2 separate regions of the Homo sapiens genome follow, and region 1 is linked to region 2. The links are chromatin contacts, found by POLR2A ChIA-PET in ENCODE. All regions are on one chromosome and are shown on one strand. The core of a region is the stretch at or near the end of the contact, and the rest is flanking DNA. Distances in the headings are between cores, read along the strand shown.

Evidence for each region. ChIA-PET counts read pairs that join two places held with the same protein, here RNA polymerase II (POLR2A).
Region 1: POLR2A ChIA-PET joins it to region 2 with 11 read pairs in AG04449. The contact joins two enhancer-like sites. POLR2A ChIA-PET finds 5 or more read pairs at or near these places in 3 of 52 experiments (AG04449, AG04450 and K562).

The regions. Positions count from the first base shown.
Region 1 is chr2:64,959,024-64,962,837 of GRCh38, reverse strand. It overlaps the pseudogene RPL11P1. Among named protein-coding and RNA genes, the nearest start is that of SLC1A4, 28 kb to the left of the region's middle. Within about 2 kb of position 1,822, at least 2 of the 41 ENCODE cell types and tissues checked have a DNase peak (open chromatin) inside an H3K27ac peak, as active enhancers do.
Region 2 is chr2:64,748,020-64,751,932 of GRCh38, reverse strand. No RefSeq gene overlaps it. Among named protein-coding and RNA genes, the nearest start is that of SERTAD2, 96 kb to the right of the region's middle. RefSeq lists silencers at 211-1,210, 1,542-1,611. Within about 2 kb of position 1,837, at least 36 of the 41 ENCODE cell types and tissues checked have a DNase peak (open chromatin) inside an H3K27ac peak, as active enhancers do.

The DNA.
Region 1 (3,814 bases), core at 573-3,072, 210 kb before region 2:
AGGCAGAAAGCATATTAATCTTAAATTTCATATATGCTTTTATGGTGTTGATACTACTTATGATGCCTAAATGTACAATCGTGTACATTTGTGCAAAAATGTACAAAAACTGGCAAGCTTTCAAGAAAATGACATTCAGTACTATGTCTGGTGATGTCAGAATTTTATATTTGTAAATATATTACAAATATATCAAAAAAAAAAAAAAGAAAGAAAAGAAGAAGCAGGCAGCAGAAGGTGGAAGGAGCTAACCTGCCTAGTCTTCCGGCCTTCATCTTTTCTCATGCTGGGTGCTTCCTGCCTTCGAACATCAGACTCCACGATTTTTGGCTTTTGGACTCTTGGACTTAGACCAGTGGTTTGCCAGGGGCTCTCAGGTCTTAGGCCACAGACTGAAGTCTGCACCGTCACCTTCCCAACTTTTGAGGTTTTGGGACTCAGACTGAGCCACTGCTGGCTTCCTTGCTCCTCAGCTTACAGATGGCCTATTGTGGGACTTCACTTTGTGATCATGTGAGTCAATTCTCCTTAACAAACTCCTTTTCTTTCTTTCTTTCTTTTTTTTTTTTTTTTGAGATGGAGTTTCACTCTTGTTGCCGAGGCTGGAGCGCAGTGGCACTATCTTGGCTCACTGCAACCTCTGCCTTCTGGTTTCAAGCGATTCTCCTGCCTCAGCCTCCTGAGTAGCTGGGATTACAGGTGCCTGCCACCACACCCGGCTAATTTTTCTATTTTTAGTAGAGATGGGGTTTCACCATGTTGGCCAGGCTGGTCTCAAACTCCTGACCTCGTGATCTACCCGCCTCAGCCTCCCGAAGTGCTGGGATTACAGGTGTGAGCCATTGCGCCTGGCCCAACAAACTCCTTTTTATATCTAGATATATCCCATTAGTTCTGTCCTTCTAGAGAACCCTGACTAATACACTTCCTCATGATCCATAATTTGTACCTTACCTTCTGGGGCTTTCGGGGACTTGAGTCTAGTTATAAATCTAGGAAAGAGAGAGGTGGTGGGGATGGGTTCTGCAGAGGATTATTACAGGATCTTTAGACAAAGGGGAACCAGTCCTCTCAGATGATGGAAGGGTTGCTTCTATTAGCAAAGAAGATTCAGCAGAACTTGGGGTTCAAGTTCCCAGCTTTACTGGAATCTCCCCGTATATCCCCTTCCAGTTCTCAGGGCCCCTCTCCTTCCCAATCAGTACCCTTACTTTAACAAAAGAGGTACTACATGGCTGCAAATTCAATTTGCCTTGTAATTCAGCCACCCACAAAATTAGACTTTGGATTTAGTTTCCCTGTGGCTATAGGAGATTAGGGTTTCTTTAAGTAGTCATTGGAGCTTCCAGATTCTTAATGTGAGCCTTGAGCTGGAAATTTGAAGTCCCGAGCTCATCATTTTCTTTCCTTATGTTCTCCAGCCCAATGAGAAGCATGTCCTCCTTATTTTCATTAAAAGGAACTACAGCCTCAAATGCTTAGTAACCTAGAGCCTAGCTTTCTATAAAACTTGATTACAGGTCTCTAAATGTAATAATTTTACATTACTGTCTTGTCATTGCAGGCCATAAAGTATCAGTGCCCTCTTTACCTCTGGAAATAGGCTCATTAATGCCTGTAAATCTAATCAGATCAGAAAATCAATTCTAGATAAGCCAGAACGAATTCAAAGAAATCATCCTAAGATTCTGCTCCTCTGGAACTACTCTGAGTACTGGATTTTTTTTTAAAGTGCCACAATTGACCTTTCAGTGAGAGAATTCTCCCAGTTGAGTTTAAATTCACAGAGAGCAGGCTCCAGACACCCACCACAGACTGAGTGTCCTCTGGCAAGGCTGATCCAAGACGGCCTTCACTTTGTTTATCCTCCTTCCCTCAGAACATCTTGTTTCTCCTGTAGGCTTTGACAAAATAGTTGAGTCTAAATTCTATAAATACAGGGTACTGAGAAGATGGTTTTGCCTGGGAACATTTTTTAAAGCCCAAAGTGTTAATAGGTGGTGTTGTAATTATCTCCTGTGTCCTATTAATTTCTGAGGTCCTGAAAGAACCACACTTATTCTTAGGAGAGATGTCTGATCTTGAAGTTACTGAAGAACCCCCAATTTTATCCAGGTATCGAGGACCTCTCTGAAGGACTCTGAGCAGAATTTAACATTCAGGAGTGATTTCTTTAAATTTTAATTTTATTTAAGAAATTTGGCTCTTCCTATTCTCCATGATGGTGCAGGATCAAGGTGAAAAGAAGATCCCCACTTGGGAACTTCACATCCACAAACTCGCCTCAATATCTGTGTGGGGAGGGTAGAGACAGACTGACCTGAGCAGCTCACAGGCCAGACCCCTGTGTTTTCCAAAGCCAAGTACAGCATCAGATCCTTCAGCATCAGGAGAAATGAAGAGATTGCCGTCCACTGCACACTCTGAGGGGCCAAGGCAGAAACAATCCTGGAGAAAGGTCTAAAGGTACAGGAATATGAGTTAAGAAAAGAAAAAAATAATCCCTCAGATACTAGAAACTTTGGTTTTGGGATCCAGAAACACACCGATATAGGTATCAAATATGACTCAAGCACTGGTATCTATGACCTGGACTTCAATGTGGTGCTGGACAGGTGAGGTTTTAGCATCGCAGACAAGAAGTGTGGGACAGACTGCACTGGGGACAAACAGAGTCAGCAAAGAGGAGGCCATGTGCTGGTTCCAGTGGAAGTGTGATAGGATTATTCTTCCTGGTAAAAAAGTTCCCGTTTCTACCCAAAAGGCCAATACAAAGTTTTCAGTGGGGAAGCAGGGGGAAAGGAAAAGAAACATAAAGTGTAATTCATAGGGCAAGATATATATATATATATATGTGTGTGTGTGTGTCTGTGTGTGTATATAATTTTCAGGCAAGGTCTCACTCTCACCCAGGCTGGAGTGCAGTGATGCAATCTTGGCTCACTGCAACCTCAGCCTCCTGGGCTCAAGTGATCCTTCCACCTCAGCCTCCTGAGTAGCTGGGACTACAGTCACACACCACCACGCCTGGCTAATTTTTTTTGTATTTTTTTTTTGGATGGGGTTTTGCCATGTTACCCAGGCTGGTCTCGAACTCCTGGGCTCAAGTGATCCACCCGCCTCGGTCTCCCAAAGTGCTGAGATTATAGGCGTGAGCCACCATGCCGGGCTGATAATTTTATTTTGGACTCTAGTTCCCATTAAACATTAACTTAAAAATTTTGGACTTTGGGTTCATTGGACTGAATTTAAAAAGTTAATTTTTAGGACTTTAATTTTCCTTGGGCATTTGATAGCAGCAAGGATGTTTATATTCAAATTTGGGCCCTCTCTATTTGTTAGAATTTTATTATTGGAGCATCTTTTTGTTGTCATTTAATTCATTGCAGAACCAATGATGGGCAGCATTAGATAGTGCGGCTGGATGTAATTTTAGATGAAAAACAGAATAAGCTTTGGTACAACTTGACCTTAGAACATGTGGCAAATTGTATTTTATGAAATTGGCCTTCGGTGAAATAAGCCAGACACAAAAGGACAAGCACTGTATGATTTCACTTTTATGAGGTACCTAGAATAGCGAAACTCCTAGAGACAAAAAGTAGAGTGGGGTTGCCAGGGGCTGGAGCCGGGGGGAATAGGGAGTTACTGCTGCATGGGTACAGAGTTCAACTTGGGCAGGTGAAATTCTGGAGAGAGAGAGAGAGAGAGAGAGAGAGAGAGAGAGAGTGGTGATGGTGCACAGCAATGCAAATGTACTAACTGCTACTGCAGTGTGCATGTAGAAATAGTTAAAATGGTAACTTTCATGAAG
Region 2 (3,913 bases), core at 588-3,087:
AGGACGTATTCAGGAGCTGTTTCGACCTGCCCACACCCTACCCTGACTTTCCCAGAAAACAGGCAAGCAAGCAAGGGGCAAATGTCACGGCCAAGCCTCCCGCCTACGGCTTCCAGCCTCCTCAGATCCCAGCACACAGCCCCGCCGGACTTCCCCCGGAGCGGTCTCCAAGAGTGGGCACTGCGTGATCTGATTCACTCCAAATCTGGCTGTCCCCCGGGAGTGGGGTTTGGCCGTAGGGGCTCCCCGGCAGCGCCAGGCAGAGTCTGAGCAGCAGCCGCCGCCTGCACGCAGAGTTAGGAGCCAGCCTCCGCCGCCGCCTCCTCCTGCCGGATCAGAGTAGGCAGCACAGCCAGTCCCCATCGCTGTCACGCAGCCAGCAGCGGGCCGCCGCCCCCCCGCGCAGCCCCGGCCCTCACACTGTTATTTGCGTGACTGACCCGAGCCGCGCGGGAGGGGAGGGCTGGCCCGGAGAGGAGCTGGTGGAGAGGAGGAGGCCGGGCCCGCCCGCTCCTTCCCCTCTGGCCGGCTGCGGAAGCCCTCTCCTCCCCATTGGCCACACGCTCGCGTCCATCACTCCCGCGAGGCGCTCGGATTGGCAGAAGGCGCACTTCTGGAGCGAGGAGGGCCGAGTGACTCCGCGGGTCTCCGGCGCCTCCTCCTTCCCTCCACCCCACACTTGAACGTCCACCCACCTCTCCCCACCCCCCACTCCACTGCCCCCGCCCCGCTCGCGGCAGTGTCCTTAGAAGACTCATTGGGCCAGGGGTGCAGCCAGCCGCTTAACGAGCCGCGCCGCCATAGGTCGAGGCCCACGCCCGTCGGAACGATGGGCCTCACCATTGGGTAGCTCCGCTCCGCTCCGCCCCCTCAGCTCCTCACCCTCTCGTCGCCGCCTCCTAGCTCACCTCTTTCTCGGCCCCCTTACCCCGCCCGTCCCCGCCGCATCACCCCTGTCCAGCTGGGCGGGGATTGCTGTACGACTCTGTAAAGTCTGTGAGTCACTGCACAACCCATCAATCCAATTAAATGTCTTGAGCGAGCCGAGCAGGCGGTGCTGCCGCCCGCCGCCGCTCGCCCCGCCGCGGCCGCCCCTGCTCCTGCTTGCAGCGCCCCTCTGATCCATGGCTGTCTGTCTGTACTTGTTACGGTGTAACATCCTCCTCCTCCTTCTCCTCCTCCTCCTCGGGAGCCGCTGCAACTTCCCCTCAGCCAGCCTCCTCCTCTGCCTGGGGACTGCAAAGGCATGGGATAGACCCAGAGCCGCTTCCCTCTGTCTCCCCTCCAGCCCTCGCTCAATTTTCCCCCCTTTAAATTAAAGTCTGTTCCTCGCTCCTCGTCGTTTTAGAGATTTATTGGTTGGTCTATTATTTCCCCTGATTTTATTTTCCCTCTCTGGGGCAGAGATCGTAGGGGCCGGTGGGTTTATTTTAGGGAGGGGGCGCTCCATCACCCCACCCCTCCGTTTCTCCTTCTCCCTTTTCGGCCGTGACTTGATTTCCCCGCTCCTCTGCGCTCCCACCCCTCGAACTCACCGTCCTGTACTCGAGTGACGCACAGACACCCCCCGCCCACAGCCCAGACGCCCCCTCCCTCGCTGCCACCCCGACCCGTCTCGGAGCTGGACTGGGTGCCGACTTCTTCGCAGAAGGGTGAGTGCTGTGCTGGGTTGGGTGAGGAGGATCTGAAAAAATGTGGTGGCCGGTCCACTGTTGGGGAGGGCAGGGATCAGGTTGTGGGCTGCAGGTTCCCGGTCCGGCGTGGATTTAAGGTGGCGACTCCCTCCTTTCCTCCCTCCCTCGCTCCCGCTTCCTCCGCCCCTCAGCTCCTTATTCACCAGCCTTGCTGTATATCTAGGTATTGCCAGACTTCCACCATCGGGGCATTATAACGCTTATAAAACATTTGGTAATGGCATGCTTTCTGTCTTTAGGATGCTTAGAGAGCAGTGATAGCCACCAATGTGATCTGATAGATTCTATCACCTGCAAAAAGTGTAAAAGGGACGATGGGTACGTTTTCTTCTAATTCAAAGTTAAACTTTTATTCAATAAAGGCAAGGCAGAAAGGTATTTTTAATTTTAATGCGTGGCGATAGGGCAGCGATAAAGCAGAGAAAGACAGATTGTCTAGTGGCATTGCTTAGTGTTTTTATTTGAAAATAGTTTTATGGGTTCCCTATTGAAAAAATATCAAGTCCGTATCAAAGGTTATGAAGTCTTTGAACCTGTTGGGGGAAAGCAAGGTAAGATGGAAATCCAGCTTGACACTTCATCTTTAGCTCACCTCTGTTACAGGGAGGCATTACAACACAGAGTTTTAAATTTCTCAGTCACTGGACACAATGGAGCATGTTAAGGATATGAGAGAAATATGGATTATTTCTCTTTTGATATCCATCTTTTGTGTACTTCATTGCTTGTTCAGCAATGTCATACTACAGAATTTTGTAAAATTTTGATTTGGTTTCTTGGTTGTCCATAGCTCAGAAGTACAAATACCTGTCTATATATGCTTTATGAGGATGTTGCCATATGCATCTTTCATATTTTGTTTGAAATAAAAGTAAAAATTATGAGAAATAGTTGCTCAGAGTTGGCTTCTGAGGTTGCTTTTTAGAATTCAGCTGTTTTAAAATGGTATTACTCTTTTTGAGTCAAGTTCTGGGCTAGTTGTCCACAAGATTCAAATGAGGCCAAACCAAACATGTTTTGAAACATTAAAGTACAGGAAAGGCCTCTTAATAGTTCATTCTCTCCTTCTCTTTCAGAGTAACCAGAATAAGTTGTTACTAAATTTAATTTTAAAGAATAGACTGTTCCTGTACCGAAATCTGCCAAGTTGCTACAGAAATATTTCTTTTTAAAGAGCAGAAATGTGTTTATGATCAGCCCAAAGTAGTAAAGATGAAAAGTGACTTAAATGTAAATGCTGTCTTAAAGAAATGCTTGTCATAAGCCCCAAAACCTTCCAGAGTGTTTCAGGAAGACTTACACAAAACCTTTTTGAATTGTTTAGTAAATTTTATCATGTGACCTTTTTTATGAGTGTAAGACTGAATTATTGAAAGACCTCATAGCACAAGGGAGCCATGCTGCCAGAGTTTGAATCTTACCACCATCCCTCACTGGCTGTGTGACCTTGGGGGACGTTTCTAACCTGGCTTTTGTGGGTTTTGTCCTGTAGATGGAAAGAATGACTTCTCAAGGGGTTGTTGTAAGGTTGCATGAGAGTACATGTCACAGAGCACTCCAGGTTAGCTACCCCATCATCACCAGCAGTCTTAGAGAGGTGTCTAGTGTAGTGGTTAAGAGTAGGACCTCACGCTGGTTCATGCCTGTAATCCTAGCACTTTGGGAGGCTGAGGTGGGAGGATGGCTTGAGCTCAGGAATTTGAGACCAACCTGGTCAAGATGGTGAGATCCGGTCTCTACAAAATAATTAAAAAAAAAAAAAAAAAAAAGTGGGGCTTCCAGAACCAGATTCCGTAAGTTTAAACCCCAGCTTTTCCTCATTATCTTTGTGACCTTGGCCAAGTTAGCCTCAGTTTCCTCATCTGTAAAATGGAAATAATAGCACCTACTTCATAGGGTTATTGTGATCGCACAGAATGAGTTAATATATGCAAAGATCTTGAGTAGTCTTTGGTGCATCTTTGCAAGTTTAACTCTTATGTGCTTTGCATATCTTGAAATATGAATATGTTTTTTAGACAATTTTTTGTAAAGATAAATTTATTGTTATCAATAAAATAATCAAAATTTTTATCAATATGCCTAATGTTTTATGAGATTTATACTTTTAATCTAGAGTTTGTATGACTCTTTAAGAAATAGAGCTACTGGACCAGGCACAGTGGCTCATGCCTGTAATCCCAGCACTTAGGGAGGCTGAGGTGGACTTTGAGCCCAGG